Linked DNA regions of Mus musculus: all the other regions are linked to region 1. A link is a contact called in ENCODE Hi-C or POLR2A ChIA-PET data. All regions are on one chromosome and are shown on one strand. Each heading gives the region's core, a stretch centred on a gene start or an enhancer-like site at or near the end of the contact. The rest is flanking DNA. Distances are from core to core; before and after follow the strand shown. Region 1 holds the start of Samd4b (sterile alpha motif domain containing 4B). Region 2 holds the start of Plekhg2 (pleckstrin homology domain containing, family G (with RhoGef domain) member 2). Region 3 holds the start of Paf1 (Paf1, RNA polymerase II complex component).

The links. A loop is a pair of places that touch in the nucleus more often than their neighbours do. ChIA-PET counts read pairs that join two places held with the same protein, here RNA polymerase II (POLR2A).
Region 2: a loop to region 1 is called in a map of v-Abl transformed pro-B cells, with 2.0 times the contacts of the local background. The contact joins the promoter of Plekhg2 here to the promoter of Samd4b in region 1. A Hi-C loop is called at or near these places in 1 of 37 maps with a recorded cell type or tissue (v-Abl transformed pro-B cells). POLR2A ChIA-PET finds 5 or more read pairs at or near these places in 3 of 5 experiments (Patski and embryonic stem cell).
Region 3: a map of heart shows a loop between it and region 1 (5-fold over the local background). The contact joins the promoter of Paf1 here to the promoter of Samd4b in region 1. A Hi-C loop is called at or near these places in 5 of 37 maps with a recorded cell type or tissue (heart and left cerebral cortex). POLR2A ChIA-PET finds 5 or more read pairs at or near these places in 4 of 5 experiments (Patski and embryonic stem cell).

What each region holds. Positions count from the first base shown.
Region 1 is chr7:28,434,855-28,437,468 of GRCm38, reverse strand. It overlaps Samd4b (sterile alpha motif domain containing 4B), which reads left to right and starts at 1,278. Exons shown (of 13, transcript NM_175021.3): 1 at 1,278-1,331.
Region 2 is chr7:28,371,372-28,373,985 of GRCm38, reverse strand. It overlaps Plekhg2 (pleckstrin homology domain containing, family G (with RhoGef domain) member 2), which reads left to right and starts at 1,324. Exons shown (of 19, transcript NM_138752.2): 1 at 1,324-2,126. n-TIaat16 (a tRNA gene) reads right to left here and starts at 987; the gene lies at 893-987.
Region 3 is chr7:28,391,690-28,394,303 of GRCm38, reverse strand. Paf1 (Paf1, RNA polymerase II complex component) reads right to left here and starts at 1,308. Exons shown (of 14, transcript NM_019458.3): 1 at 1,050-1,308; 2 at 606-635. The coding sequence starts at 1,096. It overlaps Med29 (mediator complex subunit 29), which reads left to right and starts at 1,614. Exons shown (of 4, transcript NM_026042.3): 1 at 1,614-1,853. The coding sequence starts at 1,641.

The sequences.
Region 1 (2,614 bases), core at 29-2,528:
GGGACCCAATCTCCCAGAGGGCTTTGTCCTGGACTTTTCTCTTCCGCCCTGTGGCCAGCCAGTGGCAAAAGGCTAGTTCAATGGGCCACCTGAGTGTCCCGCCTACTTCGCACCTCCTCCCTCCCCAAGGTCCCTTCCAGATGCAACCCCGCCCCAACTCCCCAGGTAGCTCCCTGGGTTCTCTCTTCTGTGTCTCATTCCTTCTCACCCCACTTCCCTATGTAAGCTAGAGGCGTCCCTTCCAAACTCCCAAGTCCCCAAGACCTTACTGGCCCCGTCACTCTAGTCGCTGTGCCTTTAGCACAAGTGCATACTCCCTCCAGTGGCCAAACATCTAGCCGCAGCTCATTTCCTACCACTCCCTGTCGTAAATTCGACACTCCACCCTGACTGTATTTCTTGGAGTTCTCGGAACAAGCCACGTTGCTGTCACCCTTCTGGAGAGCCGGCCCCTTTCCAGTCAGTTCACCCCAGCGCAGGACAGTTTGTGGATGGACTAAGATCACGACAAGAGTGATGGAAGCAATCTCCATTTATTGACAGCCTCTTATGTGTGGGGTCTTATCTCTTTCCACCCTTAAAGGGTCGACCTCGCTCATCTTGAGGTGTCACTTGAGGCGCGGCCGATCGATACCAGGAGCCAGGAGGCAGCATTGTCATCCCAAAGGGCGATGGTACTACCGGACACAAACCCTGGGCGGGGTGTGACCGAGGGGCGGAGAGGAGGGGGTCCTTGAACGCCAGAATGAGGAATTGTGACTGGGTTCGCCGCTACTGAGTTAGACCGGCGCGAGACTGCCCCCTGCGGGTCCGTAGGTCCAATCGCGGGCTTCGCCAGACCGTTGCCCGGGGCAACGCGGCGCGCGCCCCTCCTCTTCCCGGCCCTCTGCTCTCCGCCCGGGGCCTGTCCGTCTGTCCGTCACCTTCTCGTCAGACCAATCGTAGTGAGGAGGGGGCGGGCCTCTCAGGCCTCCTTCCAGCCCTGTCGCTCCCCTCCAGGCCAAGACCCCGCCTTTCTTGCCGCACACCTCCCACCCTTCGGTCTGCCCTCGCCGCCAGTTGGCTGGGCTCACCGTCTGTCAATAGGGTGTGAGCTAATGCTGGCGCACAGTGGCCCTCCGGGGCGGGGCCAGGGGCGGTGACGCACGGCGCGGTGACGCAGCGCGACGGCGGCGGCGGCGGCGGCGGCGGTGGTCGGTGCGGGAGGAGGGAGGGGAGCTCTCGGGCCAGAGAGGGGGCGACGGCGGCGGCGGCGGCGGCGGCAGCGGCGCGGGTGGCGGCGGCTGCCCGAGGAGGTGCGGGTGGCGGCGGCGGCGGCGGAGGCCGAGGCGGTGAGTCTCGGGCAAGGCCGGGCCGGCGGGCGCGGGGCGGCGGCGGTCGAGGCGCGCGGCGCTCCCCTCAGGGCGACCCAGGCCGCGCGGCCGGCCCCGCCCCCTCAGGGACCCCGCGCCGCGGGCTGCGGCGGGCGGCTGACTCGGGCCTCGGGAGGCCGGAGGATCCTGGAGGACCCCTTAGGGTTCCGCACTCAGCCCGTTTCTCCCTACCCGGGCCCCTTCCTCAGTTTCCCTCCCAAACCGTCACGCCCTGGGGCTAGCCGAGGGGCCGGGCCCGGGGACTTCTGTCCTGACTCGGCACACATCTGCCTGGTCCTCCCGCACGACTCCAGCGGCCTCCCCGGAGACCACCCTCAGCTTTCAACTGCCTCCTCTGGGGACGCTCCCTGTGGATCCCCGCCCTTTGGTCCTTGGTTCTCTCCTCACATCTTCCTCCTGAATCGCAACACATTCCTTGGTGGCTACTCGTCATCTGTCTTCACAGCACAGATATTCCAGGCATCTCCCCCAGGAAGAACCTTAAAGCCCCTAAACCGCCCCCAGATACTCTCTGCATCTAACCCCCCCCCCATCTGCATCACATATTCAAGTCATCTCTCCTTCAGACTTCTTCAAATACCCCCAAGAATTTACCCTTCTACCTCTCCCCATTCCAAAAGTCTTAGAGATTTTCACTCTTATCCCCAAATTCTTCAGGATGTCCCTGGTGAACACTACATCATCCTTAAAGAGCTTGCATATCCCAGAACAGTCGTCCTCAGATACTCAGGAAGTGCTCTTAGATGCCAAAACTCACCTAGAGGACCCTCTCCTCTCCTCTCTTTGCTTCCACCTCCTATATACGCCCTGTCCTCTTCTCATATTTCTTAGACCCTTCTATAGATTTCCAAACTCATGTTACACAAATATTCCCCAGCTTGGAATGCTCTAGAGGTAATCTCATGTACCCCAGCCCTTTTCTCCTCAGCCTCTACACCTTCTAATCTTGAAAATCTCCAGAGTTCCTCTCATATTCCCAAAACCTCTTCCAAAGCCTGTCTTCTGTATCCCAAATCCTTTCCAGTAACACACACCACATGTTTTAAGAATAGTGTACGGACTCCAAAAAAGTTTCCTCATAGCCTCTATTCTTCTCAAACTTTTCTTGGATAACCTGAAAATTTGAAACTCCCTTTCTAGCCTTTGGTAAACTTTCTGACACTCTTCCTTACAATACTGAAACACCCCTCTAAGCTACAGCTTTCAGGACCCCCATGCATCACAGAACTTAGTAACCCTGA
Region 2 (2,614 bases), core at 75-2,574, 64 kb after region 1:
TTGATTCCCTGCACCATAACCCTCTGAAACTGCAGTTCCAGGGGATCTGCCGCCCTCCTCCAGTCTCTTTGGACACCAAGCATGAACATGGTACACAGACACACTTGCAGGCCAAACACCCATACACATAAAATAAAAACAGTCCATCCATGACAGCTATGATAATCTGCATCCCACCCTACTTATCCATACTTATCAGTAGCTAATCTAACGATACAGTTACACTCCCAGATGGTGAGGGAGCCAGGAGTTTAGGCCAGTCTGGGTAACATAGGGAAAGTCAAATTTTAAAAAAAAGTACTTAATTCGTAGACTTTCAGTACTCAGTCTCCTTAGTAAAAAGTCAAGTCCTCAGAGACAGAGGATACAGTTCCTAGTGAGTGGTCAGTAAAAAAAAAAAAAAAAAAAAAAAAAATCTGTTCAGAAACCTGTAGAAGACAAATATCCATAAAGAGTGTGTTGTAAGCATCCATCCATCCCTGGGATCTGAGATTTGGATTTTATCTGACGCCCAGGCCATCTAATAAGAGACGTTATTGCCCTCTGGCGACCAGAATAGAAACTGCAACTTTGGGACTGTTCCACAGACCATTGCAAAAAATTCACAAAGAAATGTTCATTCTTCAAAAATTCTGTAGTTTCCGGGTACAGTGACGCACGTCTTTAATACCAGTACTAGGGAGGCAGAGGCAGAGGCAGAGGCAGTGGCAGGCGCTCTCTGTGAGTTCGAGGCCAGCCCGGTCTACATAATGACTTCCAGACCAGCCAGAGAGTTACATGGTGAGACCCTGTCTCAAACAAGCCAAAACATTTGATTGAAATTATAAAATGTGAAGACTTCTAAACTGATGAGAGAACACCAGAAAAGAGGTAGATGAGTTAAAAAAAGAAGTGCTCCAGGTGAGGATCGAACTCACAACCTCGGCATCGCTTACGCCTAGCACTGACATATAAGTACCGCGCGCTAACCGATTGCGCCACTGGAGCTCCGGCCGCACCCTCGCGCCACAAAGTCCTTCAGTCAGTTGTAGTCGCAGGACTTTGTTGAACGGCTCGGCCCAACATTGCATATGCAAATATAAAGCCCGCCGATCGACCAATAAGAACAAGAGTGTGAGACTATTCCAGATTCTCACGCCTCCTGGGCCCTTGCTGTAAAAGGTAAAAAGTCCTCCCGGCTCTAGGCTCTTGGAATGTGGGCGGTGACTCGCCGTTGGAACCGCTTGCTTGCAATTATTCAGAGTAGGGGGCGGGGATTTTAAAAGCCTTTACGGGAGGGCGTGCCGGAAGGCGGCCCCTCCCCCCAGCAGGCGGGAACAGGATGTGAGCCGCGGCGGCGGCAAAGGGGAGGAGAAGCCTTGGGCGGCCGCCCCCCGCCCCACATCTGGGACCCGACTCTCCCCGCCCCAGATGCGGCGTTGCCGCTGCCCCCAGAGCCCCAGGACACTCATCCCGGAGCCCGAGGCGTTCATAGTCTTGGGCCCAGGCGTCCGGGAACTCTGTCCCGCGTTTTAAGAGACCCGCAAGTCCCGGCTCCCGCAGAGGGGCCGGGACCTCTGATGTCCAGCGCCCCCTCCTGGAGGAGCCCGGGGCTCGGGAAGTCAGCCCCGAGGCTGGAGGCCCGTCCCGTACCCGGCTTCGAAGACCGTAGGATCTGTGGCCGTGCATCCTTCCCACGGGGTCCCAACTCTGAGTCCAAGACCCCCTCCTGGAGCCACTTGGGGACAGGACCTCGCGCCTCGACTTAGGGCTGCAGCATCCATCACCTCCAGGAGACCGAGGAGTTAGCCAGTCCTTGCGGTCCCTCCCGGAGGTGACTTCACTCCTGCCCCTCGGGTTCTGGAAACTCTGGAATCCCGGTGCTCCCGACAACACACAGCCCTACCTAGAAGACTGAGGAGTTTGGGTCCCCAGCGCCCTGGTCTGAGACTCGAGTAGAGGGTTGCAGCATCTTCTATTTAGAACACCGAGACTTCGGACTCCGGATCCCAACTCTCCCCGGATTCTGGAGTCCGAGAACCCCAAGTTCACGACCTTAAGTCTGGGTTGTGAGCCTCCCCAGGGATCGCGCGTTACGGTCCAGACGCGCGGGACTCCCGACCCCAAGGCCCGTGGCTCCCCGGGAGGTGAGGGGAGCGAGGGGCCCGGGGCTGGGGGAGGGGGCGGCGCCGAAGCGGAACAATGAGGGGGCGTGCCGGCGGGGGGTAGCGGAGGCGCCGGCTGGAGTTGGGGGCTGCAACTGCACAGGGGAGAATCCAACGGTGGGGACCGCGGTTGGGGCGCCGAGGGACCGACTGGAGCTGGGTGGAGGACTCGGGGCCAGCGCCCCAGTACGCCGTCTTGGGCGGGGTAAGGAACAGTCTGTAGGACCCTGGCATCCGGTCCCCCAGCCTCCGCCCTCCCCTGGGACCCCGCGGCCTCTCCCGCCCACGGTTTTTCCCAGCCCTGCCCCTCGCCCTCAGCTTCAGCCTGAGCCTGAGAGTTCCCAGGATCCCTGAGCCTTGGGAGGGGGGCCCCCAGACAGATGGGACTTGCAGACTCAGGCACTTTTGCTGTCTTCGTTCTTTGTCTCAACCTTTTTCCATCTTTGGCTTGTATTCTCAGCCCCTTCTTC
Region 3 (2,614 bases), core at 59-2,558, 43 kb after region 1:
TTGCGGCTTCCAAAGGTCCTGAGTTCAAATCCCAGCAACCACATCGTTGCTCACAACCATCCATAACAAGATGTGACCCCCTCTTCTGGGGTGTCTGAAAACAGCTACAGTGTACTCACATATAATAAATCTTTAAAAAACAAACGGGCTGGAGAGATGGCTCAGCAGTTAAGGTCCTGAGTTCAAATCCCAGCAACCACATGGTGGCTCACAACCATCTGCAATGAAATCTGATGCCCTCTTCTGGGGTGTCTGAAGACTGCTACAGTGTACTTACATACAAACAAACCCTGCCTCAAGCTGACAAGATACCTCAGCAGGTGAAAGTGCCTGCTGTCCAGCCTAAGGAAATGTCTTTAGACTGCCACTCAGAGCTAAGGTGTGTACAATTTAAACACACACACACACACACACACACACACACACACACAACCCTAGGCCTGTGCTGCTGGGCACATAAGGCTGCAATCCCGGCACCCATGAGACTGGGGCACAAAGACCAGTCTGGGCCACTTTATGAGATTCTCCAAAGCACAAAAAAGGCCCCCTAACCGCCTCCCCTGTTCGTGTTCCACCCCTCCTGGAAAACGGAGCTGGGAGCTTACCTCTCAGGCAAGGTCCGGTGGGAATTGGGCCTGGTTTCGGGGAGAAGAGAGAGAGAGAGAGAGAGAGAGAGAGAGAGAGATGTCAAGAGTTGGCCATGTGAGTGGAAAGGCCGGCCCCCGAATTTCTGAAGGAGTGATGGTGATGATGGTGATAAAGCATGAAGCCAGATGCTCAATCCCCTGAGGAGAGCAATCCAGAAGCTTCACTGAAGGAGACTGAGGTCTGACTCCCTCCCGCAAGGTGCAATTCCGAAATTGAATAGCAGGGGACCAGGAAGCGACCGCAGAGCCCAGGGGGGACCGCCCCTTCATCGGGGGTGAGCGCTGCGCGACCTCGGGGGCCGACCTGAGGGAATCAGTGATGTCGCAAGCAGCCCCCCTCGGCCTAGTCCCCAGCTTGCAGCTCACAAAACAAAATGAAGCGGCAGGTGACAGGAGACCTACCTGTGGCCATCTTCCCTCTGGGCCTGGGTCTGGATGGTGGGCGCCATCGCGACCAGGCGACGGCGGCGCGGTAGGCGTCCTCGCTGGCCGCAGGCGGACGCTGAGTGGCGTACCGACTTTGAGAGACGCCGGATCCAAGGACAGGCTCCCGTAGACGCCGGGCTCCGCGGGGAAAGGGGATGAAGTGGGCCGACGAGAAGGGCTCGGGTGTGACTGAAGTAAGAGCACAGACAGCGTCGGACACAGACTTGCAGCTCCCGCTCCGACTGCTACCAAGACGCAGAAGACTAGACAGGTCGCTCCTGGCCGCAAGGCCTTCAGGGAAATAGAGTTTGGTCAGTCCTTCACAGTGATTGGCGAGCTGTGGGTGAAGGGGCGGAGCCGTGGGGGAACTCCTCTTATGATTGGCGAAAAGATATTCCACTCATGGCCTCGGATTTGGGAGGGCGGAGAAAAATGCATATCCTCTTCTCCCATTGGCTAATCTGTCGGTAAGGCATGGCTAACTAGGAGGTCAGCCAACTGAAAAAGCTGAGGAGCTACCGGAGCAGACGCATTTATGACGCATTTCCGGCGTTCTAGCGGAGGAAAATGGCTGCGCCCCAGCCACAGGCTGCAGCGGTTTCCTCTGCGTCTGGTGTGTCAGGCCCGGGTTCTGCCGGGGGTCCGGGTCCCCAGCAACAGCCACAACCGACCCAGTTGGTGGGTTCTGCCCAGAGCGGGCTCCTGCAGCAGCAGCAGCAGGACTTCGATCCTGTGCAGCGCTACAAGATGCTCATCCCGCAACTGAAGGAGAGTCTCCAGGTGATGGGCCCTGCGCGGGGAGCAAGAGGGGCTGGCTGGCGGGCGGGCGGGCTCCGGGGACGAGCGCCGAGGGGCTGTTTGTTGAAGGAGAGATCGTAGGTCGGGAAGAGAAGACAGACTAGCTGTGTTGTGTTTGTGTCTAACCAAAGTGAAGCTCCGGTCAGCTGTAGTGGTGGCGCGTTCTTAATCCCCGTGCTGGGACAGCAGAGGGGGACGGATCTGAGCTCGAGGCCAGTCTGGTCTATAGAGTTCCAGGCCGACCAGGGTCTACATAGTGAAACCCTGTGGAGAGAAAGGAGATGAGGATGAATGACAATTTTTGTTTGTTTGTTTTTTTTTGTTTTTCGAGACAGGGTTTCTTTGTATAGCCCTGGCTGTCCTGGAACTCACTCTGTAGACCAGGCTGGCCTCGAACTCAGAAATCCGCCTGCCTGTGCCTCCCAAGTGCTGAGATTAAAGGCGTGCGCTACCATGCCCAGCATGAATGACAATTTTAACTGTGTATGGTAGTGCAAGCCTTTAATTCCTGCCTTCTGGAGGCAAAGGAAGGTAAATCTTTTGAGTTCCAAGACAGCCTTGGCTACACAGAGAAACCCTGTCCCAAAAAACTAGATGGAAGTGGGGGAGGCAGGAGGAGAAGAGTAAAAAGAGAAACCGTTCTGGTTAAGTTCCGTGCAGAAGTACGGCCTAAGTGTCATTTCAGTCCATGATGACTAGATAAAGGGTATGTCCAGGAAGCTATTAGTGGTAATTCCAAACGA